Regions from separate parts of the Mus musculus genome. Here region 2 is linked to region 1. Evidence: chromatin loops called from intact Hi-C (ENCODE). Cell type or tissue: heart. All regions are shown on one strand. Each heading gives the region's core, and the rest is flanking DNA. Links, peaks and the distances in the headings are about the cores only. Region 1 overlaps Ust (uronyl-2-sulfotransferase). Region 2 overlaps Zc3h12d (zinc finger CCCH type containing 12D).

Evidence for each region. A loop is a pair of places that touch in the nucleus more often than their neighbours do. Peaks named below come from ENCODE experiments on the same cell type or tissue, not always from the same donor. Only the 100,000 strongest peaks of a DNase experiment are listed, where the experiment ranks them.
Region 2: it touches region 1 in a loop (4-fold over the local background); 38 of 42 quality-filtered maps call a loop at or near these places.

Annotation. Positions count from the first base shown.
Region 1 is chr10:8,233,339-8,249,209 of GRCm38, reverse strand. It overlaps Ust (uronyl-2-sulfotransferase), which reads left to right. Exons shown (of 8, transcript NM_177387.3): 6 at 1,024-1,121; 7 at 3,150-3,307. All of the region lies in intron 2 of 4930573G07Rik (a long non-coding RNA gene), which reads right to left. Among named protein-coding and RNA genes, the nearest start is that of 4930573G07Rik, 32 kb to the right of the region's middle. In heart, for the core only: CTCF peaks have their summits at 6,661 and 8,748 (motif pointing right); no DNase peak of the experiment used is centred there; H3K27ac peaks cover 1,071 bases.
Region 2 is chr10:7,869,756-7,885,626 of GRCm38, reverse strand. It overlaps Zc3h12d (zinc finger CCCH type containing 12D), which reads right to left. Exons shown (of 6, transcript NM_172785.3): 6 at 15,230-15,871. Among named protein-coding and RNA genes, the nearest start is that of Gm24726, 29 kb to the right of the region's middle. In heart, for the core only: no CTCF peak of the experiment used is centred there; no DNase peak of the experiment used is centred there.

The DNA.
Region 1 (15,871 bases), core at 4,988-12,987:
TTTTTCCAAAGAATCTCCTTAGCAGGGCTGTAATGAGCACCATTCATCAGCCTAATGGGCTGAAATGGAACCCCTTTTAATCCCTCAGGATGCGCCTTGGTCTAAGAAAAGAAACCTGGTTAACTTAACTTTCTGAGCTAGAAATTTATGATTTCCCAGGGGTTGACCTCGCAGGGTTATTTGTGGAGTTCTATAGAAATGTAGCCTTCTGAACCCCATAGCATACTAGCCCCGTTTCCCATTCCCATCCAAGCAGCCAATTCCCTGCCTCTGTTGTCTTCTGCTCCAGTGGGGGCTGATGTAACCCCGCCCTCTCAGTTTTCATCCCACCCCTGGCTATTGCAAACTCCTACGGTGCTAACAGAACCCATGTCTAGCCTCAAGGAAGACAAAACTAGGAACCACACTGCTGCCTTGGAAAGTGGTAGGCTGCTTATGTTATCAAACCCTGTCATTTTCTTACTCACATATCTTACTTAGATAATGTATAGCTTCTCTGACATTTAGAAACCCTTTATGAGACCGTTAGAGACTTCATAATTATTTATCGGACGTATGCATACATAAAGAAACTCACTTATGTAGGGTTAGCTATAATGGTAAGTGATTAACTCAAAATTCATTAAGAATCAAAACTTACTGGATTAATTCCATAGGCATTAATGGACAGTGGGCTGGCAGCTAGCCAGCCAATGTGAAACACAAGCATTAGACATTTCCTTAGCATGCATATGACCCAACCAAAAGTCTCAGCCTACAGGAGATGAGGATACAGGGTATTTAACCAAGTAGACACGCCCCGACCTGCCAGGCTATCCATGTACCTGGCCAGTGTACACAGATATTGAGAAGCAAAGGGCACGTATTCTTGGGAAGCTTGTGAATTCTCTGTCTGCCTAAGAGTTTCTAGGAAAAAGGTTTTTTTTTTGGTTTTTTGGTTTTTTGTTTTGTTTTGTTTTTAATTCTGGGCATTCAGCAAAGCTAAGACCACAAGGCTTTTCATTGCTGTGTCTTCTCTCCTAGGACATCAATGAGTGCATTCTGGAAAACTACCCTGAGTGTTCCAACCCCAGGCTGTTTTACATCATCCCATATTTCTGTGGACAGCACCCCAGATGTAGGTAAGCATACAGCCATAGCGTGCAAGCTCCCTGCCACACGGGCACTCCACAAATCCTCCCCAGGAAGCCACTCACCCTTGTGGGATTTAGTTCATGATTGCAAAAAGCTCTTCAAGAATATCATTTGCTATCCTGAGGGTCATACGGGGGATGCGAGGCTCTGCGGTACTTGCAACAGAGACGGTTACATACCACTGTGTAACAGGAACACCCACCAAATCCATTTGCCTACCGAAAACACCATGGTTCCTCTCACCCTACAAGACAGTGGAGAGCAGAGTCAGGTGGCCAGCCAGGTCCTCCACAGTGATTGTTACCCACAACCATCTCTGCTCTGGCAGCTAAATCAGGTCCAACACTCTGGAAACACACACTCGGGTTGATGATACCTCTAATGAGATACAATGATTCTCAACTTATGGGCCAGGACCCTTGTGGGGGTCAACTGACCATTTTATATGGGTCTCCCAAGACCACCAGGAAACACAATTCATACAGTTATGAAAATAGCAACAAAAATAAATTTACGGTCAGGGGCCACCCCAGGATAAGGATCTGTATCAAAGGGTCACAGCATTAGGAAGGTTGAGAACGACTGCTACAGAGAGAGGAGAGAACTTTCTAATGAGCAAGCTGCCCTGACTTGAACACAGAGCCTTCCTTACACAGTGACTTCCTGTGGAAGCAGCAAACCCCGGGGCAGGCACAAGCCTTCCTAAGGCGTTCTGTTGGTGGTACTGGAGTAAGCATGGCTGAAATCAGATGTATTGTTCTAAGTACACATCTACAACCTGGGGCAGAAAGAGATGCAACAATGAATCACTGTGTGGCAGAACTAACCCTTGTTTTCCTTTGGGAAAACACAGACAAGAGTAGAGAGCGTTTGTGTTCCTGCATAGGGGAATAGCTAACTGAAACTGTGACACAGGCTCGGATTTTTTTTTCTTTCTTTTTTTGGCTTATGTTCTCATTTCTCTTTAATCTTGATTGTTGTTTTGCTTAGCTTACTGAAGCATGAAAGTCTCCTTACGATGTAAATTGTAGACATTACCAACATCCTGGATCTTTTTCCCATGTATTTACACTGATGATCAATGACAGTCTGCTGCTGAGAAAATTCAGGGTTAAGTTACTTCCGTTTTCCTTACAACGGAGATGCTGATTCCAAGGAGTGTTTATTCCTTACAGTGGGTCTCACTCTGTCTGTCTCCTTTGGACAGTGTACTCACCTGCCCCCCAGTTCTTCAGATTCCCTCCACCAATAATCTCACTTTGTCGAACTTTTACTCCGATCCTGGACAGCAGGCAAGGGTTGCCGGAGCAGGAGAGGATTGCTATTGGTGGTGTCGCAAGCGAAAGTGGCTAGTCCAAACTCCCCCAAACTGCACTTATACAGAAATGCCCTTCTTTCCCTCTGTAACCCAAACAAACAAAAGCAACAACGTTAATGCTAAAGCAGTTAAATGATGAGATGACTAGCAGATGCTATGGGACACTAGTTTTGATCACTGCAAACGTATTGCCAGTGACTCTAACTTCATTAAGTTTGTTCTACTTCGTTCTTCCATTAAAAATAAAAATAAAAATAAAAAATAAATAAACTATTCTAGGGGCTGGAGAAATGGCTCAGCAGTTGAAAACACTGAGTGCTCTTCCAGAGGTTCTGAGTTCAAGTCCAGTCCCAGCAACTACATGCTGCCTCACAACCAGCTGTAATGGATCTAATACCCTCCTCTGGTGTGTCTGAAGAGAGCGACTGTGTACTCACATACATAAACTAAGTTAATTATTTTTTTTAAAAAGCCATGATAACCATCTGCTCAGGACCTAAGTGTCTGCGCCTGTATTTGTCTTTCACCAAATACTTAGAGAGGCATATTCATTTCAAGGCCCTGGCCCTTGTGCACATGTGAGACGCACGTCAGCTAGAGAAACCAGGGAAGACCGCACAGTTCTAGAACTAGCCTCACGGGTTGTTGCTGCACATCACAGGTCTTTGTGGTAAAGCAACTTTCTTGTCTTGTCAAGGGAGCCCGGCGAGTGGGCGCTGGAGCGGGCCAAGCTGAACGTGAACGAAAACTTCCTGCTCGTGGGGATCCTGGAGGAGCTGGAAGATGTGCTGCTCTTACTGGAAAGATTTTTACCTCATTACTTCAAGGGTGTGCTGAGCATCTACAAGGACCCAGGTAATGCCACTGGAAGCCCTCTCCCTGGTAGGGTCCCGATAAGGCTTTCCAGCCTGGACAAGGACTTGGGAGATGAAAATACAATGTGACATCTTGTGTCCCCCAGGCTTTCAACGACAGAGTGGCATGAGCTTTCAATTCCAAACCCCAGACTCTAAGGTGAAACCCAGACTCACCATGGTTAGCATGGTTAGCATTCCCATGGCTATGTCCTGCTCCCTAAAAACAGAAGTTCACAACATTCTACACCAGCATGGTGCCGGGGTGAACAGAGGGTGGGGAGTGTGTGCGCACACCTGGAGCTCCTGGATGCAAACAGCAGTAGGGCAAGAGCTGCTTGAGATGGGGCAGCTCTGGCCCAAGCGCCATTGACAAACGCACTCTGGCGTGTAAAACCCCAGCAGTAGATTAGATAGGGAAACAAATTGAAAATGCAATTAAGATTTTGCTCTCACACACCAAGTGCTCCCCAAGTAGGAACGACAAATAGAGAGCGGCAAAGCGATCACAGGACAGCCCACAGTGTCACTGTGAATATAATTACTTTCAGAAATCCATCATTTATTTTCCTCTCATTATTATTTAGCTTGAGAGAAAGATGCTTTTTTGCCACACTCTTTCCTATGTTCCTTAATCTACTCTGCACAGCACGTCTTGCATACTTATTTCCCAATCGGTTTGCGGCTTTGTGCTGTTATGCTGGAAAATGGGTGAGGGCAAATGGCCTGGTAGAAATAGCCAACAGAGGAGACCCTCCCAAGGACTGAAGACAGTCAGGTGGACTTGGAACCACATCTGTATCCCCAGGGCCTGTCTTTGCCCTTCCTGTTACACTGCGGCCCTGCCATTTGGGTAGATGGCCTGACAGGTTCTTCAAAAGCCTCCCAGCTCTCTCCTGAAATGAAAATCTAATTTATCTGCATGTAAGAATGTGCCTGAAAACCTAAAGGTGAGCCCTGCTGAGAGCCTTCCTATCAGAAAATCGGTTTGAAGAGCTAGACGTATAATGAGTCTTCAATAGCTGGGCTTTGGAAGTAGAGCTCCCTCTGTCCTTCTGATAACAGACACATGCAGGAGTTTACCGAGTCTATTGAATGGGAAGGGTGTCAGCATGGTGCTGTGTCTGATGACTGCTCTGTGAGACACTGTGAGCCTCCCTCTCTTTGTGCAGCCCTAGAGAGGGTTTACCCTACATTAGAGTCGTAAAGGAAGACTTCAGGCATTCTTATGTGGACCCGTCCTCTGTCTGTCTGTCTTGGCTCTCTCTCTTCCTCTCCTCCCTCTTCCTCCCCCACCCTCTCTTTGTAAGTGAAGGAAAGACAGGAGAAAGAGAGGAGGTGGGGATAAAGAGCTGACTGAATCTTGGTGACACATATTTATCCAGACATCTGTTAAATGGCAAGATATGAAGCCATTTACATCTGTTTTTAAGCTGGACAGTAGTAGCGCACACCTTTAATCCCAGCACTTGGGAGGCAGAGGCAGGCGGTTTTCTGAGTTCGAGGTGAGCCTGGTCTACAGAGTGAGTTCCAGGACAGCCAAGACTACAACACTGTCTCGAAAAACAAAAAAACAAAACATCTGTTTTTAAACACATATAAGCCTCCAATGACAAGTGTATCCAAAGGGGCATGCACCTAGCTGCTGCTTGAATTAACTTTCTATTTTCTTCAGCTAAATGGATGGCATCTCTGAAACGGTGGGCCTTGACCCCACGATCTGTAAGCACACTCACTAAAGTAGAGGAGACCTGTGAAGATTGGGTCACCCTTAGCTCTTTGACCTACAGCTACCGTCTTCCCACCAGTAAATTAAAACTCTTTCCCTTTTGATTTTGGCAGTAACGATGTGGTAAAGTCCTCAGGAGGAGTCAGGGACATCTGGTATTCCTGTGTAGTAGGATGAAAAGCTTCCAGAAGCCTGGTGCAGCTGCTCCATGGGGTTACGTGGTGTGGTACATCGAATCTGTTTTCAGGATGCATCTGGGGTGCCCTAGCTCTTTTCCAAGAGCAAAGTGATAAAAAAAAAAAAAAAGAATAATTCCTGGCACAGAAGGGGTTCCCAAGACCCCTGCTGTCTGTTCTAAACTCAGTTACTGAGTAGAGATTGTGGCAATACAATTTATGACCCCAGATTAGCTCTCTGCTGATGTGAAGTGTGTGCATGCATGACCAAATGAACTTCGGACGGAGAGTTCAGCAACTTCTGTGTACTGTGGTGGCTTGGCATTGTCTTCTGCTATTCCCTTACAATGACGCCGAAGGCCAAGGGAGCAAACGGTTCCTCTGTCCTAATAGTCTCCGCGTCCCCCAAGGTAGAGGATGTGGGTTAAGCAGAAACTCCTGACCAACCTCTTGTTCTATTTAGACTTCTGCAGACACAACGTGCAATATTGCTCTGTCACCATGATGCATTGGTGGGTTAAAGGTCAGACAGGTGAAAGGGCGTGTAGCGCTCTTCTACCTGTCCACACCAGAATGCCTTGTTCTCGTGGACGGCACACTAGAATCCTGAAGCTTCCCCGTATGCAAGAATTCTAGGGCTGATAGCGCAATTCGCTGGTCGAGCTCTTTCCTAGCAGGCCTACAGCCTGGCTATGATCCCCAGATCCTACAGTCACACTATTCGCGTTGCCTCAGCTGTCTGCAAGCAAGAAGAGAAAGAGCCAGTGGTCAGCCCTCCTCTCTTTACTCAGTCTGGGACACCACCCCACAGGATGGTAGCGGCCACCAGGAGATGGTTTTCTCTCCTCCATTGAACCTTCCAGGAAGCACCTTCAGAAAACACCCAAACGTATATTTTCATGATGACCCAATTCAATCAGGTTTACAATGAGATCATCACACACCCCTTCTTCTTTCTGCTAAATCCCCATGATCTTTACTTTTTACCCCTGCCCCCTTTGAAAGAAAAACAGAAGCCAACCTAGAGAAGTCTATAGTCCCTCTGTACGAAGCCCCTTACGATGAAGGGAAGAGAAAGACCGCGGTATTTCTGAGCCATGAATTTTAATGTGTCTGTGTCTCCTTTCCTCAGCTCCCAAGCCCTGAAATGTTGGTTCAGTGGGAGAGCATTTGCCTACGATGCTCACAGTGCTGAGTGTGATCGCCAGTGCCACCAAAGCAAGCAAGCAAGCAAACCTAGCATACTGTGAGCTGACAGAAATTTCTCAGGCCTCATTTTGCATGCTAAGTTGCAGGGATTGATGGTAACAGCTAAAATAAATAAGCAAGTTAATTTAAAAACAAAGAGCACCTGACTATATGTAATAGAAGCAGTTCTGGCGGGACCAGTAACTGAGTTAGTCTTGTTCAATAGTAACCAAGTTAGTATTGTTCAATAGCGCCACCTAGCTGGTGGACGGAACTGTGTGGCCTGGTGAAACCCATAACTTTCCTTCTTCAAAAGCTTGAGAACTCACGTGTCCTCTCCTTTTACCTTGTGTTTGAAATGCTTTCCATTACTAGAATTACTTCAGTATTCATCTTCTTGTTTCCATTGTAATTATAAGCCCTGGGGCATGATGGGAAACTCAGTAGGCATTCAGGGGAGGCTTGGGGAACACAGTTGGCAGCCATCAAAATAAATTCCAAACCATCTACTCAAGTACTAACCTCGCAAACTAAGTCCATTTACAAGGGGCTGTTTTAGAAAATATGTTCGCACGTTTTACAGGTAAGGATGACAAAGGACACGTCAAATGTTGTGCCAGCTAGATTTTTTGCTTGTTCATTGTCTATAAGTGACCGCTAGACCCCCACCCCACCCCTCAAGGTCTTTGATCAGTATTACAGTGTTTGTGAGTTAATTTGCATTGCAGTATTCAAATGAGAGCATTTGCTAGAAGTAACAGATGCATAAAAGAAAATTTTTAAATGGTGTACCACACCATTTAAAGTCTAGTTTTTACCAATCTAGAAATTAAAGAAAAAAAAATCCAACAGAATTAAAACAAATACTGAATGAATGCTTGGTTTCTATATAACCAAAGTCATTCTTGAAGTCTGGAGAGATGGCTCAGTAGTTAAGAGCACTGAGTGCTCTTCCAGAGGTTCAGAGTTCAAGTCCCAGCAACTACACGGTGGTGTACAACCATCTGTGATGGGATCCGATGCCCTCTTCTGGTGTGTACTTATAAAATAAATGAATAATAATTATTTTTTAAAAGTCATTCTTATGAAAGAGTGCTAACCTGAGCCAGGAAGCTCTCCTGGCATATTCTCTGCCCTGGGTCAGATGTGTAGCCTGAACAGTGACATTCTTACTGTGTGACCTTCAGGGTTTGTCTCGCTGAGATCTAAGGTCTCATGCGGTGTGCTTTTGAGCTCCTTGTTCAGCCCCCAGTTCCCACAGTCCTCTCGTAGTCCTGGGTAGTCCACAGTGCCTTTTGTGTGGTGATGGAGATCATCCATCTGTATCTGCAGCCTAGAGAGGGCTCACTGTCCAGAATTCTATCTTCCTTGGGGCTGCTGCTACCAGGGTGATCAAGGCAAAGATCTCCCTGCTGGTCATTTCTAGTCTTCATTCTCCATGCCATCTGTGTTTATCGTGGTGGTTAACTAAAGGTTGTCAGAAGGCATGGTCACTTATTAGCAGTATGGCCATGGCAAGGTACCCACCTGAAGCCTCAGCCTTCCCCGTCTGTATAATGTGCATAAATGTTACCTATCTTAAAGGGGCAGAATCCATAGTCCTTAAGATATATTGAGCATTCAGTGATGAGCTATCATCAGGCATAGCTGTGAAAAAACATGACTTTAGATTTCGCTGTAATCTCTATAGCCAGAAAAGGAGGGAAGCGTGAAGGAAGGCAGAAGATGAGGTGTGTGTGTGTGTGTGTGTGTGTGTGAGAGAGAGAGAGAGAGAGAGAGAGAGAGAGAGAGAGAGAGAGAGAGAGGTGGGACGAGCAAATGGGCAAGACTAAGAGAAGAGGAAAGGAGGAGTGTCATCTTAGCTCATCAGTTACAGCTGATCTGTGACTATGGCCCTTCTGCCGTGAAGACATTACACTTCTCTATTTCTGTCTTAGGAGAAGGGGAAGCATTCTCTTCCGGGGAATTTTGTGTTTCTCAAGGGAGACCCTTAACTGGAAACACTGCCACACTGACATGCCTGATCAGCAGATAAAGAGCACATATCATCCAAGTCAGTAGGAACTTGCTTAAACTGTCTGAATTCTTACCAGAAATGTCCGAGAGTTAGGACTTTGAAATGAAGTCCACCATTGAGATTTGACTCGGGACCAGTTCCCCTTAACTGGTGCTGAATTTTGGGTCTTGCGGTGTACCTGCCATTTAATAGATAATGCATGCCCAAATGCAAATATTTATTACAATGATGATGATTTTAATGAAGGGAGATTCACGGTTTCTGTCTTGCTAGTTTGTTTTCCATAGCCAAACATCCATCAGAATGTTAAGGCACTGTTAGCCTTTCTCCAGCAGGGGGCAGCATTGCTCTATTTTCTCCAGGAGATACCCATGGTTTCCAGTCAAAACTCAGCCCCTGCAGAGCAGAGGAATCATCCTTACTGTCTGAACATAGATATGCGAGCCCAGTTCAAACAACCTGAAATTTCACTAACTTTAGACATCTAACTTGCATTTTATGGGAGCCACTGGTATTGGAGGTGTAGGAGTTCACAATCAAATATGTTCATCTCCAGTTAGTCTCTATGTGATGTTTATGCACACATGTATATGTACTGTTAGTTCAGAACACACCTATCTACAATTCTAAAATACCCATATTAAACAGGTGCTGCCTTTCATCTTTCATTTCCATTTTTATTTCATATTTTCTATTGTTGCTGACCTAAAACAAAAGCTTTGAAAATTCCTGGAACCTTAAAGTAATTTAATAATGCCAGAAGAAATTAATATAACTTCAGAAGCCAATGAAGTTCTTTAGATAATTATCATTGCTGATAGTATGACCCCTCTCTTCTCATGCTTCATCTCCTATCCATAGTCTCCAGATAGTTTTCACTAGCTCAGTCCTAAGCTCAGATTCTAATAATATTAACAGTGGATCACATGTGGGTATGTATGTGTGCGTATTTGTGTGTCTCTGTGTGTGTCTTTGTATGTGTCTGTGTATCTGTGTATGTCTGTATGTGACTATGTATGTATGTGTGTCTGTGCATGTGTATGTCTATATATGAGTGTATGTGTATTTATGAAATCTGTGTGACTGTGTATGTACGTGTGTGCGTGTGTATGTCTGTGAGTCTGTGTGTGTGAATGCCTATGTATGGGTCTCTGTGTGTTTGTCTATATATGAATGTGTGTGTATGTCTATCTGTATGTGTCTCTGTGTGTGTCTATATGAGTGTATATGTCTGTGTATATGTGTATCCTTTTGTGTATATATATATATCTGTGTCTACGTGTGTCTATGTGTACCTATCCAAGCTCAAACAAGCAGACTCATGATCTATCCTTTCTTGAGTATGGTCCTGGATCACAAACCTGCCACAGCGTCTAAAGAGGGGTCATGTGCATCGAATTTCAGAAGCTCACACAGCTCCACATAGCCAGCCTTGCTGGGTTTTGAGTGAATCCTCTAAGGTGAGGAAGCAAATCTTCTTTCCCTTTCCTAAACAAGGATCCTGGCTTTAAAGGGGCCGTAACCCTCGCCCAGTCAGCGAGTCCCATGTACAGTGCTACGACCCCAAGTAACAGAGGTGACATTCAAGCCTGAGTTCCCAGAACCACCACAAAACACCACAAAGCCGAGTCCTTCTAAAAAATCCTCCTCACCATCACGGGCTCATGGTTGTTACGCGTTCACGGTGTGTTTCCACTGAAGGCGAAAGCTTGAAGACAAGATCTGTAAATGGTCGCAGTCAAAGTAAAGTTTATGCAAGAAAACCACAAGGAAATCATAAGGTCTGAGGGTATAGTTACCTGGCAGCATGAAGCCATGGGTTCGAGTCCTAATACTGGAAGAAAAGTAAACAAGAAAGAAATGTCCACAGGTCACCTCTGGTTAAGCCACTTTGAAAATGTGGCACCTTCTGATGGCCGAGGGAGATAGAGGGAAGTTCTAGATCCTAGGTACAACCGATGACGCATCAGTGGCTGTGGGGCAAAGTGGAAAATTCCACTGCCTGGAAGAGCTTCTCTGCCTTTGCTCTCAGAAGCCTGGAGTGCTATATTTAGAGAATAGATTCCTGCAAGGGCTGATGGGACCCTGTAACTGCAGCCTGGCACCCCAATACAGCTTATAGGACTGTTATCTTATGTGCCTGCAGTCTCTATGCATATGTTAGGAAAGCTTAGATGAGAGCCTAACTCGGGCACACACATACACACACACACACACACACACACACACACACACACACACACACCACACTGGGGCTGGGGGGGGGAAGGCAAGTTTCCTCTCTCTGTGTGTTTTATCTGCTTCCTCTTGTTGCTTGTTTTATTGGAAATAGCACCGACCATGACTATATTGTTTTCAAACCTAGTTTTCATTTGCTTGTCTGCTGCTCTTGCTTTAAGGCCGTTCTTCCTCTAGGTTAGAGTGTCTTCTGTGAGGTGTCTCTACAGTGATGGCGACACAGAGGACTCAGCTGAGAACATTGATTTTTCTAATAATATTGAACACGTTAAACATGTGTAGATATAAATCTAGATATCTGAATTCTGCCAGCCCTGGGACAGGGTGGTGTGAAAAATAAACCAAGTACAATAGCATCCCTTAGTCTGGAGTCACATGACTCCAGTAGGGGTATTCAGGCCCTGGCTTAAAGGTTGTGTAGGAGTTTGTCACATGGGTGTGGAAGCCTTCATGGTATGCAAAACAGAGCAGGTTACTGCAGCCTGCAGCGGCTCATGCCTGCTGGTCCTGACTCCCCGAGTTGAGCCCAGAGTCCTCTCAGGTTCAGTGACACTTCTCTTTGCCTCAGTCTGTACAAGGCCACAGCATCTACCCTTCCTGTGATGTAACATAGACCCATGTCATCCACACCAGTCTCGGGTGTGCTGCCCTGCCCGCTTCCTATCCTGACTGGAGAGGCTCTCGCTTCCTTTCAGTGCTTGGGGGCAATTCCCAGTCTTGAGCTTTTGCACCCAAAGTTCTTCTCCCTCGATGTCCTTCCAGCTTCTCTGCCTGCACCCATCAGTTTCTGTGGGCCTGGCAGTGACTTCTGGGATTTCCCTCTCCTCCTCTAGACGCCAGCCAACGACCTCCAAAATTGCCATGCCCAGTGGTGAGGGAATTGAGGATTCCCTAGCTGCTCCCATCCCTCCCTGGCCTGGTCCTCTAGAAACCCTGGGATCCTCTTCTTAGACCACTTTCTTCTAACCCATCCTTCATCCCTGGGCCTTGATCTTTTCTGGGTCCCAATTTTCCCTTACAGAGAACCCCAAATGCACACTCCACCATACCTTCCAAATTTGCAGTGTTCTGGGAAAGTTTCCCCGTTTATGAGTCGTTTCCCCTAATGAAAGCTGTCTAATGGCAGAGAAGTGGAGGAGATAGCAGCCATCTGTGTTCTGAGGTTATTTTCCTCTGCTTTAGAATGTAATGGCTTCCACCCCAAGTTGTTTTCAATCACACTGACAGTCGCATGCTTTGCACTGCGTGAGATGATGACCAAGGGATGACTTTATACCTCATACGTTACAATTGTAGACTTCCCTGCTCATTTACAAAGCTGCCCCACTTCTAAAGCATGAGCCAAGATTAGACCTGACCCTGGAGATGGGCAGCTGATATTAATAAGGCCTTCCTAGTCTTCTACCATTCATGGCCTATGCCACAATGCCTCTACCCACCCAGGATGCAGATGGGGCTCTTGACAGAGAACTTGAGGACTGTCTCTGTACTCTGGGCTGTGGCTTTACCCCCTTCACTGGCTCTGCATAGAGATCACATCCAAGCACAGAGGAATGGGGGAGAGGCAGCACATAGCCCAGGCGAGGAGTGGGTGGTGCAGCTCTCTAACCCATTTTTGTCTGACTCAGCGCTGTACAGCCGAATGTTCTAATTTTTTCTAGCCAAATCTTTTTCAAGTAGACATTTCATTTCTTGGTCTGTGTTTTTGTAGGCCCTCAGAAGTTTCTGTCGGGCTACGATGCCCTAGTTTGTCTAGTGTTACAAAGTTGTCTAGTAGCAAACTGTAAAAGGGTACAGTAAAAAAAAAAAAAAGTCAGACACTGGCATTACCATCTGCCAAGTGGTGCCATGTGGACCGTGTCTAGTGCATTCATCTCTTCTCCACAAACCTACGGAGAAATCCAGTGTGACCCTGATGGTGAGGAGACAGTGGGAGTTTAGGCTGCTCACCTCCACGTTTGGTCAAGCAGACATGACCGGGACCGCGTATCAAAGCACAGATTCCTGGAGTCTTTGTTTGTCTGTCTGTCTGTTTGTTTGTTATTTTATTTATGAATACACTGGAGCTGTCTTTAAGACACACCAGAAGAGGGCATCGGATCCCATTACAGATGGTTGGGAGCCACTATATGGTTGCTGGGAATTGAACTCAGGACCTCTGGAAGAGCAGTCGTTGCTCTTGGAGTCTTACCTTGTTTTTAACTGTTCATTAAAGTGAACTAAGACCCTTAGATAAGACCCAATATATTCAAAAAAGATGTGCACCAGGAATTGGCCTTTACTGTTCCAATCTCCGTTCAGTCTCAGCTCTGTAGGCTGCTAGCCACCGTGAGTGTGGTTATGTGGGTCTTCCAAACACCGTGCCATTTATTGCTAGTGTGCACAGGATATTACCTCTTAAGTGATTACACAAGACGTTATTTAGTTCTTTTATTTCATCACTTTTTCCTCTACTTCTCCCCCTACCCCCTGCTCTCCTAATACGATAGGCATTTTGGCCTCACTGCCGGGGTTCGCTGACAACCCACTCGGTATATCACAGTTACTCACTAGTATTTCACAGTTATGTTTGACTTCTAGCAGCAGATATTGCTTTTTCTGGAATTAATTAATGTCTTTCTTTAAAAAAAAATACTGAGATTTGTTTTTACTTATCAAGTCTTGATGTTACATCAATATTATTTTAATATCATTTCAGTGTTATCGGATGTTAGTTCTCCCTCCCCCTACACCCCACCTCCGGCTCAGAGTTGCTCACCTCTTGCTAAAGCTTGAGCTCATGTCTTGGAAGCTCCTGCACAGCTCTGCTCTGTCACTTTCAGTGTGTGTGTGTGTGTGTGTGTGTGTGTGTGTGAGAGAGAGAGAGAGAGAGAGAGAGAGAGAGAGAGAGAGAGAGAGAATGAGAGAGAGAGATCTTGTCTCCTATTCCCTGTGGACCCTGGCTTTGACTTGATATTTCATCCTACTGTAAGGTGTCCCTGCGTTACCTCCTAATACAAGGCACATGGTGGAGTCTGGGGTGTCCTGCCCCATGTTCCACTACTGTAACAGAATATCATAAAAACTACAGGTTTGCTGGGCTTGTGGTTCTAGAGGGTTGGACGTCCTAGGCCTTGTCGGTTGAGGGAAACCTTGCCGCAAGGCAGAAAGGATCAGGAGGTGGGGGGAGGGGAGTGATTTGAATAAGAATGGCTGGCACTGTTTAGGAAGGATTAAGAGGTGTGGCCTTGAAGTTAGTATGTCACTGGGGGTAGGCTTTCAGGTTTCAAAAATCTCTCACTCTCTCCCTTTCTTTCTTCCTCCCTCCTTGCCTCCCTCTCTGTCTGTCACTCTTTTGCTCTCTCTCTCCCTGTGTCTGTCTTTCTCTCTCTCTCTCACTCGCACACACAATCTCTCTCTCTCTCTGCCTGTCTCTCACACTCTCACTCTCTTGCACGTGCTCTGTGTGTTTCTCTGTCTCTCTCTTTCTTGCTCCTTCACTCACTCACTCTTCTGCTCTCTTGCTCTCTCTCTCTTTCTCTCTCTCTGCTTCTGTCTCTCTGTCTCTCCTGCTCTCTTGCTCTCTCATCTTTCTCTGTCTCTGTCTCTCCCTCTTGCTCCCCCTCTTTCTTCTCCTCCCTCTCCCTTTCTCCCTTTTTCCTGCTCTCGCTCTTCTGCCTGCAGATCAGTATCTCTCAGCTACTGCTCCAGCGCCGTTCATGCTACCATGCTCTCCACCATGATAAGAATGGACTACACCTCTAAAACTGCAAACAATCCTCCCAGTTAAATGCTTTCTCTTATAAGAGTTGCTTTGGTCCTGGTGTCTCTTCACAGCAATACAACAGTGACTAAGACAGGGAGGAAGGGGCCCGGTGTCCTCTGATTTATAGGGAGCCATTTGCCAACCTTGCTTTTACTCCCCAAATGATGGCATTAATCTCTCCTCCTGACCTAATAATTTCTCAAGGCCTGCTCCTAGTGGCAGGAACATTTCAGCATGCATCTTGGAAGGGCCATTTGAACCTTAGCGGCAAGTCAGTTCCTGCAATTCCTGAGTGTTTGAGAAGTGATGCTTGGCTGCCTGTCTCCATTACTGATCTGGCCTATGTGAATTTCTTCATAATTACATTCTACACACACCACCCTTTTCTCCTTCCTCTCTCCAACCCCATTTTTTATCATTTCTTGTTTTATTTCTTTAAGGATCTAAAATTTTTTTCATTTATTTATTTTATGGGCATTGGTGGTTTGCCTGCATGTATGTCTGTGTGAGGATGTGGGATCCTAGAATTGGAGATGCAGACAGTGGTGAGCTACCATTAAAGAGGAGCTGGCAAAGGGATTAGGAGCACGGGCTGCTCTTCCAGACCTGGGTTCAATTCCCAGCACCCACATGGTAGCTCTTTTAGGAGAAGGCTCATAGGTTAAAAACTGATGAAGAAAGATAACTCTTAAGAATATAGGCTGACAGGCAGTGGTGGGGCATGCCTTTAATTCCAGCACTCTGGAAACAGAGGCAGGCTGATCTCTGAGTTCAAGGCCAGCCTGGTCTAGAGAGAGAATTCCAGGACAGCCAGGGCTATATGAAGAAAACCTATCTCAAACAAACAAACAGACAATGTGTGTATGTGTGCCAAAAAATATCGTATCAGTTGAGTCTGATGAGAAGAGACCCTTCAGTGCCTTATGCTGGCAGATGTTCCTTTTGGGAGAAATGCCTTTGAAATGTCCATGAGCCATGGTGAAGGCTTCCAAGCAAGAGAGCTGAGGCCCTGGCTGGGTGAACCCCATCAGTCAGCTAATGTATGGGAGAAGACAAAACCATTGAAGGGTCTAGGCTACAGCTGTTTGCATAGCAGTAGCAACAGCTTCTATAACCAATGTGTCATGACGAACGTAAACAAAAGCCAGTGCTGAAATTCCAGCCACACTGTGTCCGAGCCAGTTCAAAATCATATAACCATTGGAGTTTTTCCTTCTCTCTAAATACATTCCATATGAGCCAGGGTGTTGGGGCTGCTGGAATCTCCTGCATTTACCCAGAAAGGAGTTTGAAAAGAAAATAAAGTCAAAGAAAGATGCTCAAAGGCTCAGTGCGGGAGGAGGGAAAGGTGTCCCTGGCCAGGCCTGTCCCCTTGGTGTGGCTGGGAATACTGTCACTTGACCTAGGAGTCACGGGAGGAATGGTGCTTTTGTCTGGGATCATGTCCCAATGGGGCCTTTGTGTCTGCAGTG
Region 2 (15,871 bases), core at 5,382-13,381, 360 kb after region 1:
AACTGGAATCCCAGGTTTATCTGAAGCTGACTCCGAACCCTCTTCTGCTAGGGGCAGCAACGCGCTCCACTTACAGTTTTATCCTTTATAATCTGCTGAGGAAGTAATGGGGGAAATTCAGCAAGCACGCTTGGGAGTGGGCACGGCAGTTAAGGCTAAGATGGCCACTGGGGTTTTTGTTTGAGGGGTTTGTTTTTACTTTTTTGTTTTTGGCTTTTTTCATCGATTATTACAAATACAATATGGTTAGAACTCCATTTTTCCCATGCAGAGACAGAAATTTACTTAGTTTGTTGCGCACTTATTTAGTTCCCCTTCTTTAGGCCAGGATATTTAGAGACATAAAAATATCTTGGCCTAAAACTTTCTGGAATTCACCCAAGATAAATTGTTAGATATAAGCAAAGTAACTCATATTTTATGTCCTCTGATGCTATTGCCAAAGTACTTAGTAACAAGCAAGCTTCCTTGTTACTAGATATCCACCTTCCCAGCTCCTCATTAGCAAGAATGTAGCAAAAAACAAACCCCAAACCACCATTAGCACAGCACCAGTACACAAGAAAAAAAAATTTAAATTTAGTTTTAAAAAATTGTGTATATCAGTTTCTTGACCAGGGGAGTCCTCCCAGCCTGGCTGCTGTGCTCCCTGAAGACTCCTCCCTACAAGCCTGCACAGCTCCTTCAAATTCCAGCCCCAACTCTCTTGTTCTCCCTGCCTCACTCACTCTGTTTCCAACTGTCTTGACGGAATGGGCTTGGTATCACCCAAAGAAGAAACCCCTTTAGAGAACGGAGGCCTGGATGAAGCTGGCGAGCGGCCCCAAGCTGTACAACAGGGTTGCTTCATTTCTTGATTGAGACAAAACACAAATCCCCTTTGTTAGGTTCATTTGACATTTATTTATTTGTTGCATGGCACAGTGTGTGTGGAAGCCAAAGATTCATGAGTTGGTTCTCGCCTTCTACCATTTGAATTTTGAGGATGAAAATCAGGTCTTCCAGCTTGGTGGCTCACACCTTGCGAATGGAAGCCATCTTGCTGTCTGTAGTATTTCTTTCATATTCAAATGCATGGATTTTTTTTTGTTTTGTTTTAGGAAAGAAATGGTAGGAATGTAAATGTGTGCTGTGTGTGTGTGTGTGTGTGTGTGTGTGCGCGCGCGCGCGCGCGTGCGCGTGTACCTGTAGATACACAGATGGGGAAGGCGTAATTTCCCTTAGGAAAGGAGCAGGAAACTGACTAGGAGTGGTTGATCCTGATACCCAATACATGACAGAAAGGCCTGAGGCGCCTTCTCAATGACAAGGCCAGTGTCTGCATCAGTGACTTTTTATATTTCTCTGGGAAATCTACAGTATTGAGTTATAGTTCCCAAGACAGAAAAACAAACCATAAAGAGGAGACAAGATTAGTCTCAACAATGATGAACTGAGCTCTGGAATCCAAGATTTAGTCAAACAAAAATCAATGTATGAGCAATAAACAGTGAAAGCATATGAAGGAAAAAAAAACATGTTTATAATAATGATATGAACGATAGTAATGAAAAACTGCAAGGCATCCAAGAGTAGTTCAATTACAATGTGTATCAATATCTGTTTAGAGAAAATTATAATTATTACTGAACTCAAGCGTGAGCGATATTAAGATTCCATTCAAGCACATAACTATATTCTCTGGAGTTTTCTATATGCTTAAAGTTTGAGTTAGGATATAAAATGAAAATGAATTTAATTTGCCTTTCTAGTTATCCATGGTATCCGTGCTGTTATTATATCTGATAAGTGGTAAATGTGCCTTTACTTACCATGTTCTATCATCAACTGTTGTCCGATCAAGTGTTCCCTGGAGCCAAGGTTGCAGAAAGTGTGGCACCCAGGTAAACGAGCCATGCTGCAACAGCGACACCTAGTGGTCACAATAGTGACATTCCACCTCCTTGCCCCAGCCATAACTGTAGAGGCTAGGAGAAATGGTCTTTTCATATGATCTTTTTGAATTGTAAGTTTTCTAATACATATGTAGTAGTTTCTCGTTAACATTTTGTCAGGAACTAAGAATATTGAGCATCTTTTCAAATGCATGGCCACACACAGAGTTTTACCTTTTTGTTTTGTTTACTACGATGGGCGGGAACTGCATGCCACCACCTGCTTGCGGAGATGGAAAGACAATTTTAAGGAGTCAATATCTCCTTCCACTTTTATGTGTGTTCCGGGTACTGAACTCAGGTCACCCGGCTTCCACGGCAAGGGCCTTTTACCTGATGAGCAATCCCACCAGCTTCATATCTTTTTAAAAGCTTTTTGTTATTGTGTATATATGTGTGCCTGTGTGGGTTTACACATCACAGGGCATTGGAAACCCAGAACCTTGAGTTATAGGCAGATGTGGGTCACCTGACAGTGCGGGGACTGAACTCCGGTGCCTTGCAAGAGCAGCAAGGGCTCCTAACCACTGAGCGATCTCCCTTCAGTATTTTCTTAAATAAAGCTATGTATCCATGTTTTCATTAGTTTAGTGGTTGGTTTCTAGGGGTTCTCGGTGTATTCTGTACATGTGTCCTCTTACGAATACAGAGGATAAAAAATTTTCCCATTTGTGGCTTGACTTGTTCTCTCCACACTGCCTTCCAGAGAGCAGGTCAGGTTACCACATTTTGTGTGCTAGATCATGCTGTTGGTACTGTGACTTAAAGTCTTTAACTCATGGTCTCATCTTGGGCCATTCTTTCTGTTTAAATGATGCCATTTTAGTATAATATTAAATTGTTGCTATGGTACAGGCTGTAGCTGTACCTTCATCATTTGAGCACAATATTGCTTTTTTTAGATCTCATTTTTTATTAAACTAATAAAATTTATTTTAAAATATACAACTCAGTATTGACATTTTAAGTCATCAAAATAATTTATAATAGTTAAATACCTCTTAAATATAAATGATATCTTCTGAAGCTAAAAGTAGTATGCACTCAACGAGTTTTTAAAATCTATTTGGAATATAAAACATGATAGTAGAAAAAAATCTCTTATGAAGTCCTCTAAGGAAGGAAATTTTGGAGCCAGTCCCACAACACCCAGAGGAAGCTCCATTCCCAGAATCATAGGATCAGAGGTGAGGAGAACACAACATCTGCCCAACACCAGGAGTAACTGGGAGCAGCAGGACTCAGGCGCCCAGGAACTCCACCCCACCAGAGACACAGATCCTTCCAGTCTGGGCTGGTGCCCTCAGCAGACCTTAAGTGCAAACTCTGAAGCCAGTCCCACAACAACCAGAGGAAGCTCCACTCCCAGGCACTCTAACACACCCAGGTCCACAGAATGACAGGATCATGGGATTCCAGGAGCTTGGTCCCACCAAGATCTCAGGGTCCTAGAGGCAGCTTTACTCCCAGGAGCTCTGACAAGCCCAGGATCTCAGGATCACAGGATCCCAGACTCACAGGATCACAGAGACAGCTGAACTCTGAGGAGTTCTGACACAACCAGGATCACAGGCAGGACAGGTTCCAGTCAGATATAGCCACGGCAGGTAGCACTAGAGATAGCCAGATGGTGAGGCAAGCGTAAGAACATAAGCAACAGAAACCAAGGTTACTTGGCATCATCAGAATACAATTCCCTCACGATAGCAAGTCCTGGATACACCATCACACCGGAAAAGCAAGATTCTAATTGAAAATCACTTCTCATGGTGGTGATAGAGGACTTAAAGAGGGACATAAATAACTCCCTTAAAGAAATGCAGGAGAACACACGTAAACACCTAGAAGCCCTTAAAGAGGAAACACAAAAAATTCCTTAAAGAATTACAGGAAAACACAATCAAACAAACAGGTGAAGTAAATGAACAAAACCATCCAAGATCTAAAATGGAAATAGAAACAATAAAGAAATCACAAAGGGAGACAACTCTGGAGATAGAAAACCTAGGAAAGAGATCAGAAGTCATAGACAGAACAAACACCAACAGAATACAAAAGATAGAAGAGAGAAACTCAGGTGCAGAAGATACCATAGGAAACATTAACACTACAGGAAAAGAATATGCAAAAAGCTCCTAACCCAAAACATCCACAAAATCCAGGACACAATGAGAAGAAACCTAAGGATAATAGGTATAGAAGAGAGTGAAGATTCCCAACTCAAAGGACAGGTAAATATCTTCAACAAAATTATAGAAGAAAACTTCCCTCACCTAAAGAAAGAGATGTCCATGAACATACAAGCAGCCTACAGAACTCCAAATAGTTTGGGCCAGAAAAGAAATTCCTTCCATCACATAACAGTCAAAACATCAAATGCACAAAACAAAGAAAGAATATTAAAAGCAATAAGGGAATAAGGTCAAGTAACATATAAAGGCAGGCCTATCAGAATTACACCAGACTTCTCATCAGAGACTGTGAAAGCTAGAAGATCCTGGGCAGATGTTATACAGACCCTAAGAAAACACAAATGCCAGCCCAGACTACTACTATATCTAGCAAAATTCTCAATTACCATAAACAGAGAAACCAAGATATTCTATGACAAAAACAAATTTACATAATATCTTTCCACAAATCCAGCCCTACAAAGGATAATAGGTGGAAAACACCAATACAAGGAGGGAAACTGCGCCCTAGAACAAGCAAGAAAGTAATATTTCAACAACCCCAAAAGAAGATAGCCACACAAACAAAATTCCACCTCTAACACAAAAATAACATGAGGTAACAATCGATTTTCTTTAATATCTTTTAACATCAATGGATCCAATTCCCCAATAAAAAGACATAGACTAACCGACTGGATATACAAACAGGACCCAGCATTATACTGCATACAGGAAATGCACCTCAGTGTCAAAGACAGACGCTACCTCAGAGTAAAGGGCTGGAAAACAATTTTCCAAGGAAATGGTCCTAAGAAAGAAGCTGGAGTAGTCATTCTAATATCGAATAAAATCAACTCTCAACTAAAGGGTATTAAAAAAGATAAGGAAAGACACTTAATACTGGTAAAGGAAAAATTTACCAAGATGAACTCTCAATTCTGAACATCTATGCTCCAAATGCAAGGGCAACCACATTCATAAAAGAAACTTTTCTAAAGCTCAAAGCACAATCTCACCCTACACAATAATAGTTGGAGACTTCGACACCCCACTCACATCAATGGACAGGTCATGGAAACAGAAACTAAACAGAGACATAGTGAAACTAACAGAAGTTATGAACCAAATGGATCTAACATATATTTTTAGAACACTTCATCCTAAATCAAAAGAATATACCTTCTTCTCAGAACCTCACGGTACCTTCTCCAAAACTGACCATATAATCAGTCACAAAGCAGGCCTCAACAGATACAAGAAGACTGAAATAATCCCATGCATTCTATCAGATCACCACGGACTAAGGCTGGTCTTCAATAGCAACGAAAACAACAGAAAGCCCACATATACACGGAAGCTGAACAACACCCTACTCAACGATAACTTGGTCAAGGAAAAAATAAAGAAAAAATTGAAGGCTTTTTAGAATTTAGTGAAAATGAGGACACACCATACCAAAACTTATGGGACACAATGAAAACAGTGGTAGAAGGAAAACTCATAGCTCTGAGTGCCTCCAAAAAGAAACTGAAGAGAGTTTACACTAGCAGCTTGACAGCACACCTGAAAGCTCTAGAACAAAAAGAAGCAAATACATCCAAGAGGAATAGACAGCAGGTAATAATCAAAGCAAACAGAAACATAAAGAACTATTCAAAGAATCAACCAAACCAGGAGCTGGTTCTTTGAGAAAATCAACAACATAGATAAACCCTTAGCCAGACTAAGCAGAGGGCACAGAGACAGTATCCAAATTAACAAAATCAGAAATGAAAAATGAGACATAACAATGAAATATATCTTAAAATAACTATTCTGTTTTTTTACTATCAACAGTCGAAAATATTAAAATCATGTTCTACAAACATTAAAAAAAAACATAAATGAAAGGAAATTGTGATAGGCTCCTGATTAGACAGAAACCTTTCCATCTCCAAGGAAGAAGATGAAGCGTAACTGTGGCTTCATAGAATGAATTGGGTAGTGTTCCTTCTGTTTCTATTTTGTAGAATAATTTGAAGAGTATTGGTATTAGGTCTTCTTTGAAAGTCTGATAGAATTCTGCACTAAACCCATCTGGTCCTGGACTTTTTTTGGTTGGGAGACTTTTAATGACTGCTTCTATTTCTTTAGGAGTTATGGGACTGTTTAGATCGTTTATCTAATGGTATCTGGCTAGAAATTTGTCCATTTCATCCACATTTTCCAGTTTTGTTGAAGTTTCCAGCTTTTGTAGTGGGATTTGATGGTTTTTTTTTTTCTCGGTTTCTGTTGTTATATCTCACTTTTCATTTCTGATTTTGTTAATTTGGATACTGTCTCTGTGACCTCTGGTTAGTCTGGCTAAGAATTTAAAGAACCACCTCCTGGTTTTATTGATTCTTTGGATAGTTCTTTTTGTTTCTACTTGGTTGATTTCAGCCCTGAGTTTGATTGTTTCCTGCTGTCTACTCCTCTTGAAAGTATTTGCTTCTTTTTGTTCTAGAGCTTTCAGCTGTGCTGTCAAACTGTTAGTGTGTGCTCTCTCCAGTTTCTTTTTGGAGGCACTCAGAGCTATAAGTTTTCCTCTTAGCACTGGTTTCATTGTGTTCCATAAGTTTGGGTATGTTGTGCCTTTGTTTTCATTAAATTCTAAAGTCTTTAATATTTTTCTTTATTTCTTCCTTGACCAAGTTATCATTGAATAGGATGTTGTTCAGCTTCCATATATATGTGGGTTTTCTGTTGTTTTCGTTGCTATTGAAGACCAGCCTTAATTTGTAGTGATCTGATAGGAAGCATGGGATTATTTCAGTCTTCTTGTATCTGTTGAGACCTTTTTTGTGACCGATTATATGTTTTGGAGAAGTTTTGGAGAAGGTACCATGAGGTGCTGAGAAGAAGGTATATTCTTTTGCTTTAGGATGAAATGTTCTATAGATATCTATTAAATCCATTTGGTCCATAACTTCTATTAGTTTCAACATGTCTCTGTTTAGTTTCTGTTTCCATGGCCTGTCCATTGCTGAGAGTGGGGTGTTGAAGTCTCCCTCTATTATTGTGTGAGGTGCAATGTGTGCTTTGAGCTTTAGTAAAGTTTCTTTTATAAATGTGGGTGCCCTTGCATTTGGAGCATTGTTGTTCTGATGAGTATGAACTGTCCTTCCTTATCCTTTTTGATAACTGTTGGTTAAAAGTTGATTTTATTCTATATCAGAATGGCTACTCCAGCTTGTTTCTTGGGACTATTTGCTTGGAAAATTCTGTCTTTGACATTGAGGTGTGTTTCCTGTATGCAGCAAAATGCTGGGTCCTGTTTACATGTCCAGTCTCTTTTTCTATGTCTTTTTATTGGGGAATTGAGTCCATTGATGTTAAGAGATACTAAGGAATTGTGATTGTTACTTCCTGTTATTTTTTATGTTATTTTTATGATTATGTGGCTATCCTCTTTTGGGGTTGTTGAAAGATTACTTTCTTGCTTATTCTAGGGCATAGTTTCCCTCCTTGTGTTGGCATTTTCCATCTGTTATCCTTTTAGGGCTAGATTTGTAGAAAGATATTGTATAAATTTGTTTTTGTCATGGAATATCTTGGTTTCTCTGTTTATGGTAATTGAGAGTTTTGCTGGGTATAGTAAACTAGGCTGGCATTTATGTTCTCTTAGAGTCTGAATAGTATCTGCCCAGAATCTTCTAGCTTTCACAGTCTCTAGTGAGAAGTCTAGTGTAATTCTGATAGGTCTGCCTTTATATGTTACTTGACCTTATTCCCTTACTGCTTTTAATATTCTTTCTTTGTTTTGTGCATTTGATGTTTTGACTGTTATGTGATGGAAGGAATTTCTTTTCTGGCCCAAACTATTTGGAGTTCTGTAGGCTGCTTGTATGTTCATGGACATCTCTTTCTTTAGGTGAGGGAAGTTTTCTTCTATAATTTTGTTGAAGATATTTACCTGTCCTTTGAGTTGGGAATCTTCACTCTCTTCTATACCTATTATCCTTAGGTTTCTTCTTCTCATTGTGTCCTGGATTTTGTGGATGTTTTGGGTTAGGAGCTTTTTGCATTTTCTTTGACTGTAGTGTTAATGCTTTCTATGGTATCTTCTGCACCTGAGATTCTCTCTTATATCTCTTGTATTCTGTTGGTGACGCTTGCATCTATGACTTCTGATCTCTTTCCTAGGTTTTCTATCTCCAGAGTTGTCTCCCTTTGTGATTTCTTTATTGCTTCTATTTCCATTTTTAGATCTTGGATGGTTTTGTTCATTTACTTCACCTGTGTTGGTTGTGTTTTCCTATAATTCTTTAAGGGATTTTTGTGTTACCTCTTTAATGGCTTCAAGCTGTTTCTCCTGTATTTCTTTAAGGGAGTTATTTATGTCCCTCTTAAGGTCCTCTATCATCATCATGAGATGTCATTTTAAATCAGTATTGCTTTTCTGGTGTGTTGGGGTAACCAGGGCTTGCTGTGGTGGAAAAACTGGGTCCTGAAGATGCCAAGTAATGTTGGTTTCTGTTGTTTATGTTCTTGTTGTTGCCTCTCGACATCTAGTTGTCTTGCTATCTCTGACCATGGCTTGTCCCTCCTGCAAGCCTGTGTGTCAGTACTCCTGGGAGACCAGTTCTCTCCTGGAGGAATTTGGGTATGGCCCTGGAGGATCAGCTTGACAGTGCAGACAGAAACCAGAAGGATCCTGTCCCCAGATGTCCCTTGGTTTCTGTGTCCTGATGGCTCTGGGCAGGTCTCTCTTGGGCCAGGAATTTGAACAGAAGTGGTGGTCTTACCTGTGCTCACAGGCATGTCCGAAATCCTGGGAGACCAGCTCTCTCCCAGCGGTATTTGGGTATGGAACACTGTAACACACATTCAGCTCAGGAGGCAGGTCTCTTGGGCACTTATGAGCTTTTATAGCATTAGTTTTCACACTGAGTCCTATAATCCACTTTGATTAGATTTTTGGTCTTAATTTTTAAAAAAAATCATAATGACTGGACTTTAAAAAAGTAAAAGTAATAACTTTTTTTAATTTTTAAAAAACAACTGCAAATTAAAGCAGGTGAATTCATGTGGAATCTGATACTGCTCTGTCTCCTGGGCATTTTTACCTCTCATTCACCACACCAAGCTCCAGCTGAGGCTGGGGAAGGGATATGGAGTGGAAGAGGATGTCAATCCTCTACCTGGTCTCAGTATCAAATTAATAAATTGTCAGAACATTGTGGGACTGTGGGTGCTGGTTTGTACTTCTCACATCTGCTCATATGACATGAAAGTACTAAGTCATTGCAGGCTCTCTGCTGGCCTTAGAGGAGAGCACCGAGTCCAGCTGAGTCTCTCTGGGGCTGAATCGGGATGGTGAGTGTCACAGCTATAACCACCCAGAGCTGGGAGTCTGTCAAAGCAGGAACTCCTTTTATTGTATCAGTCTTTTTTTTATATAGGGTTGGGAAGGAGGTGGGCATTTTTTTGGTGAGGTGAGATGACATAGCGGGTGGGGAAGAGTGATGGAGGGTATGAGGTGAGATGATATGTGGGGTGGTGATCTCATGGGGCCTATAAGAAATTGACACATCAGCGGTAGCTAGGCAGAGGCAGGCTTAAGCAGGTTGGAAGTGAATGAGTTACTCCAGTATGGAAGTGAACAAGACAGGTCTCTAAACTCGAGCAAAGGCTCAGGCTTCCTCACTAGGCCTCAGTATCTGGCCAAATAAGGCCCAACAGTCATGCAGTCCCTTACAGGCCCAAAGAAGGAATCCTGGGGTTCCCCAGAGCCCCCTCTGACCCTCCCTAGTTTATAAACCAGTCCAGCTTTCCAGAGTGCCAGATACTCTTATAATCTATCAGTATAAATGGAAATTATTTAATAATAATAATAACAACCGTACACTCTGCTTACTCTCAGCCAGTCAGCAGTGAAGAGGCTGGTGCCTAAAAAGAGGGAGAAACCAGAGTGTAGGCTACAGGGTGCTGAAGACAGCAGCTCTGGGAGTCTCTTTGGGGGACTCTTCTGAGATGGGTCACAGGCCAAACACTAGGAGCCCTATCCTGGGTGTGAATTGATGATGAATACAAGAAATTGGGTCTCTTGGCTCTGAAGCTTATAAGCTCCTCTAATAAACAAGCAAAGAAAAACCTCCCAGGGAGCCTGGCAGAGCTTGGCCAATGTCAGAGCTCTACAACACCATAAACCACTGCATTTGCAGCAAACAGATTGTAAAGAATTATTTTGAAAACAACCTCCTCCCCAACCCCCAAAAGTCTTCCCTGGAGTTGAACCAACTCAAGGAACACTGGGAGGCAGAAAATGGCTTCCTGGAACATATCATGTAATACATCTCTTTTTCAAAGAATCTACTTTCCTACTTCACAATATATGGTCAACTCTTGCGCCGTTGAACAATATCATCTTAAGAATTTACCACATCGTGTTCATTGAATGAACTGTATTTTTGTTAAGTCTTCCAGCCCTCAGAGTCCTCAGTCAGTCAGCATCTCTCTCTGGTCGCCACAAATGGCTTGTGATGAATGCCCTTCTCTGAGAGTCTTCCAGGAGCTGAGTAAGAAGCGCCTTCCAATCTCTGCCCAGGAAGTGAAATGCTGTGGTGTGATTAGTTAGAGCCAATGTCACAAGGGGCTTCTGAACTCTGTTCTTTCTCGAACATTGCCTCCCCTGTCCTGACTGACCAGGAAGTTTGGGACACCAGCATAAGGCAGAATCTATACATTTTAAGTGTGTGTGGCTTGCTCAGTAAGTCTGGCCTAGCTACAAAGCAGTACCCAATAAAGAAAAGCAACCATTAGAAACAAAGCTATTGCAAGGGTGCCCTGAAGCAGTGTGGAAATGTGGGGATGAAAAGCTAAGAAAAGATAGCTTTGAAGGAGCCTGAGGAGATTCCAGTGCTGTTAGCTGAGGAATCATGGAGCATAGCTGAAGGAAGGGTGGGAGAGAGAGATGAAGTAAGGGAAGAGACCAAGGAAAGTGGGGGAGGAAAAGAGTCATGGTCAAGCAAAACATGGAGTCCAGAGGATTCACAAACAAGTGGTTTTGAGTGGAGCCAGACCGGGAGGAAATGAGAGATGGTGATAGTGGCAGTGAGAAAGGGGAGGGACAGCAAGAACAAAACCTCTGCCAAGAAAGCCTCGCTCCCTTGCTGTGTGGCCTCAGACTTGTGGAGAAATGCGACTCTGACTGCCTCTCAGCAACTGCCTAGCTGTGGAGACTGATGCAACTCACCATAGTCACACAAATACTATATTCTAGAGTCGTTCTGAATGCAGATAAAATCGGAATGATCATGAGTAAGTGATCCTATTGGAGCAATCGTCTTCAACAGCCAGTCGGGCAGCCAGTTGGGTGTGCTCAGCATCCATCTAACTGAGTACCAACCAGGGAGTCATGATCAGCGACAGTCACTCAATGACAGCCAACTAGATAATCAATGTCAGTCACTCAGAGTCAGCCAGTCATAATCTGCCACGCACTCCGGTCGAGTCAACTTGACAGGCTGAGGCTTGGAAGCTACTCATGAGGCAGAAGAGTTTCATGGAAACTCACTCCTGGAGCCTGGCGTTCTAACCCATACATCAATTTTCCATTCCCGGGTTAGTCTAGTGTATGGATCCACGTGCTCTCTTTTAGGATTATCTTATTATAAGTGCCTTTTAAGATTGAATTCTGACATAGCTAAAGCCTTCGCCAGTGTTTCAACAGTCCTAGAAAGTCCTTGAGCAAGACCATGGGCTTGGAAATTCAGTAAGAATGTTGCTATTCAGTGACATTCAGAATTGCCTCTGGCATTAAACTATCACTTAGAATAAAAGCCAAGTCGCTCCCATATACAGGAATTTACAATGGTTTAGGAAGTAGATCGGGCTGTGGTTTTAGAGTGTTGCATTATTCATGAGATGGTTAGCTAGAAAGGAACTCCCTAGTTAGAACCATGACTTGGGTGTGAAAGCCCTTGCCCTAGGAGTGAAAAGTTCTCACACCTGGCTTCTAAGACTATAGTTGACCTTAGATAGGGCTGACTCTGTCTCAGTTATTTTATTGCCCAGTTCCTGCCAGTCTTTGCGTTTTCATTCCTCTGTTTTGTGTAAGAGTCATTAAGCATCCTGTAACCTCATTTGTACCTTGCCGATGTGTCACCCAACTTCCTTATTGTCTTCTGTACAAAAAGTTTGATGCTCGATTTGACAAATTACATTCAGATTCTACACAACCTCTCCTGTGTACATCTGTCTGTCATCTCATCTGACGCTTTGCCCACCCGCAACTAGAGACCCGTTCCACGAAGACAAAGGGGCCCAGAGGGTCTTCGGCAATAATCCCTGTCCATAGATCAATGAATCACTGCTAGCCACCTGGTAAGTGCCAGTCAGTGAATCAGACCAGTTTGTCTTTCTGTCAGTCAGTCACCATCACTGTCACTCAGACAATCCTTGTCCATCAGTTAATGACATAGTCACTGTTAGTGGATTAGTGTTAGCTTAGTGAATGTGTTGGTGCCAGCTACTGTCAGTGTCCATCTGTCTGTTTCAGTGATCCAAAGACATCCATTAGTGGGTCACTGGGGCCATGACTCAGTGATGTTGTCAGTCAGTGTCTGTCAGTCAAGCAACACCAGTCACTGTCAGCCAGCCGGCCAGACTTAAGCATGGCATTCGCAGGTTTCTGAATGCTTGCCTGCTGTCTTTCTGTTTTTCTCAGCACCTTTTCTGTTTGTGAGACTTGGACAGGTGTCCCTCATCTGTGTGTCTCCGGAAACTCACAACAAATTACTTATCCAGTGGGGTCAGGTCCATTGCCCTTCATTTCCAGCTGCCCCTTCACACTTAGCCATTGTGACAGTGAGTGTCCTGAACTCGGAAACATCAGCTCAGATGTAAGACAAAGGAAGCAAAGCCGGTCTTTTACTCCAAAAAACCTCTTTTCCACAGCCACAGGGGCGTTGGGTGGCATCCTCCCCACCTAATTGTGGATAAGCAGATACAAGGGTCACCAAATAGAAGAGGAGGTTGCTAGGGACATCTTAAGGCTTGGTTCAATCCTCAGGTTTGAACATAGTTATGGACAGGTGTTCTGTCTGTCTGTCTGGACGATGGCCTTCTATCTGTTTGAAGGATCTGCTCCCCTCCTTCCGATGTCCACCCACCCTGTAGTTTTGTGAAGAAACCCTCACAATTTACACCCATGTGCTAGCCAGAGGTGGACGTGAGAGCCAGACTGATTGGCTCAGGAATGAGTGCGTGACCCACATCGGGTCACTCAGGACTCTTCCCCAGGATTATTTCAAGGCTGCTTCTTGAATCTTTAGCTGAAAGAATTTGTGCTTGAACCTGCCTGCAGAATAGCTCTCGTTGTCTAGAGAAAAGCTTGGAAGGAGACAGTAAGGGGGAAGGAAGGAAGGGGGAAGGAAGGAAGGAAGGAAGGAAGGGAGGGAGGGAGGGAGGGAGGGAGGGAGGGAAGGAAGGAAGGAAGGAAGGAAGGAAGGAAAGAAAGAAAGAAAGAAAGAAAGAAAGAAAGAAAGAAAGAAAGAAAGAAAAGAAAGAAAAGAAAGAGAGAGAGGAAGGAAGGAAGGAAGGAAGACAATCTAAGAAGCAGATCCAAAAGGAAACAGGCAGGAGACACCTGGTGGACTTTGCAGCCTCAAATGATGCGTCCACCTCTGGCCTCCTGCTGTTTGGTTCTGTGAGCCAGGGTGGCAGCCAAGGAACCTTGCCTAATAGAACGTAATTGCTGCCAGGTGTGGGTAGCTCTTGCCCATTTGGACATGAATTATTCCCTGTGTGTTTGCTCAAAACTCTTGACTTCTGCACTCTAGAAGCCTGTATCAGGCCTGGTCAGAGACCTCCTGGGAAGGACCCCTCATTCTTGAGCAGGGGGGCCTAGCACCTGCTCTGGATGCCCACGACTTGGTTGCTGTTGTTGTTTGGGTTTGCTATAAGGTGTGTGTTTAGTGCATTGTGCATTCGTATTGCATGTGCATGCATGCTCTAAACCACACATGCACTTGTGTGTCTGTGTCTGTTTGTGTGTGTGTGTGTGTGTGTGTGTGTGTGTGTGTCTGTGTGTCTGTGTGTCTGTGTTTAGAGTGTGTGCATATTCATGCATGGTTTAGAGCATGTGTGCATAAATGTGTGTGCGTGTGAGTGTGCCTGTATGTGTGTGTCTGTGCACGAGCGAGTGTGTTGGACAATGACTGCTTATCACTCCGTGTTTTGCTGAGCTCACCCTGGGTGCTAAGAGTGATCTCTTCGTGCCTACCTTCTTTCTAGAGTTTCATAGAAGGTGTCCTGTGCGGTGACACAGGACTCTGTATTTAGAAGAGCCCCGTGCTTGGTTTAATGCTCCACTGTCACCATCTTGAAATTGCTGCACAAGACCCCACGGATTACAGACCTGATTCTGGCTCCATGGAGCCCCCTTGTGGTGGGATTCGTGATGCCCATGAACCTCTCCAAGTCCCTAAATCTTACCTTCCTTGTTCCTTAAAGTCCCTTCCCCTCTCTAAGATCTCTGTCGCTCCCCTCTACTCCCATAGGGGACTCTTCTCTCAGAGATTACCAGCCCTTGTGACTTCATCCAAACTACCCATGCCAGCCGACATCTGGTCCACGGCACTCCATCTGACTTCACATCAAACTGAAGCTGGACTTCACTTTACTTAGAACAGTACTGAAAGCAGCAGCTTTTCTTGCTTCTATGGCTCAACACTCAAATCCTGTGATTCAGCCTCAAACCTCCTTCCAGATGGAGCCTCTGGGAAAGCACAGCCTGGCCCCTCCCCTGGGGAGAGACACTGGGAAGAGCTCCCTCGGCTTCTGAGTTTCGAAGGGGGAGCTAAACTCTGGAGTCTCTTTGGTGGATGTGGAATGGGTCTAGCCAACTGATGAGCAGCCTGTGGTCTTGGGAATAGCCTGCTCATTAACGTGCAAGGAGTCCAGCTACTTCTGGGGGAGGGGGAAGGCAGGCTCTAGCATATCACAGCTGCCCCCCCCCCCCGGGAGGGAGTACGGAAACTGGACATTAGCCAAGACTTCTCGCCCACCCTGTTAAACCTGGGGGGGGGGGTGCTGGGAGGGGGGAACAGTGGAGAAAAGAACTGACAAGAGAAATCAACACATGGTTTGACACTAGAGTCCAGGTGTGGAAAAGGTGGTTTATTTTTGGAGCATGGTAACAGTTATGCAACTAGAGATAGCCCATCTATGTCTCTCATCCACGGTTTTGTGTCACAAGGACATACTAAGACTTTGGAATTTTCCAAAGGTGATTACATCCGAGATGTGTTGTTGTCCCCCCCCCCCGCACACACCTCCTTTCCCCCCTCTTGTACTTTGCTTAATCACAGTGAACCAAATAAAATAGCTTTACAGCTTACTAAAACTCAAACTTGCCTTCAGAGGAGCAGTTTAAACGTTCCCAACTATCAATTTGCAATGCATTGATTCGAAGCATGGAACCGTGGCCTAAATGAACCGAGTATTTCTGGAAGGCAGGCTGGGGCTGAAAGAGACTAGACTGCAAGAGAAATAATGAGGCCAAGACAAGTTTTCTCTAATCAAGGCCGGCAAGTTTACTAAGAGAATGTGCTTAAAAGGGGGAGTGGGGAGGCCCATCCCCCGCTGATCCATTCTTGGTGCCTGGAGTCAGCCTGTAGGATAGGATATGTCTCTGGAATGTCTCAAGGGTCTCTCAGCAGGTAGCAGTCTCGGAGAAGAGCAGAAGCAAGCGGTAGCTGACATAACAACATAGCCATCTAAGTCAGAAGGCTACACCTA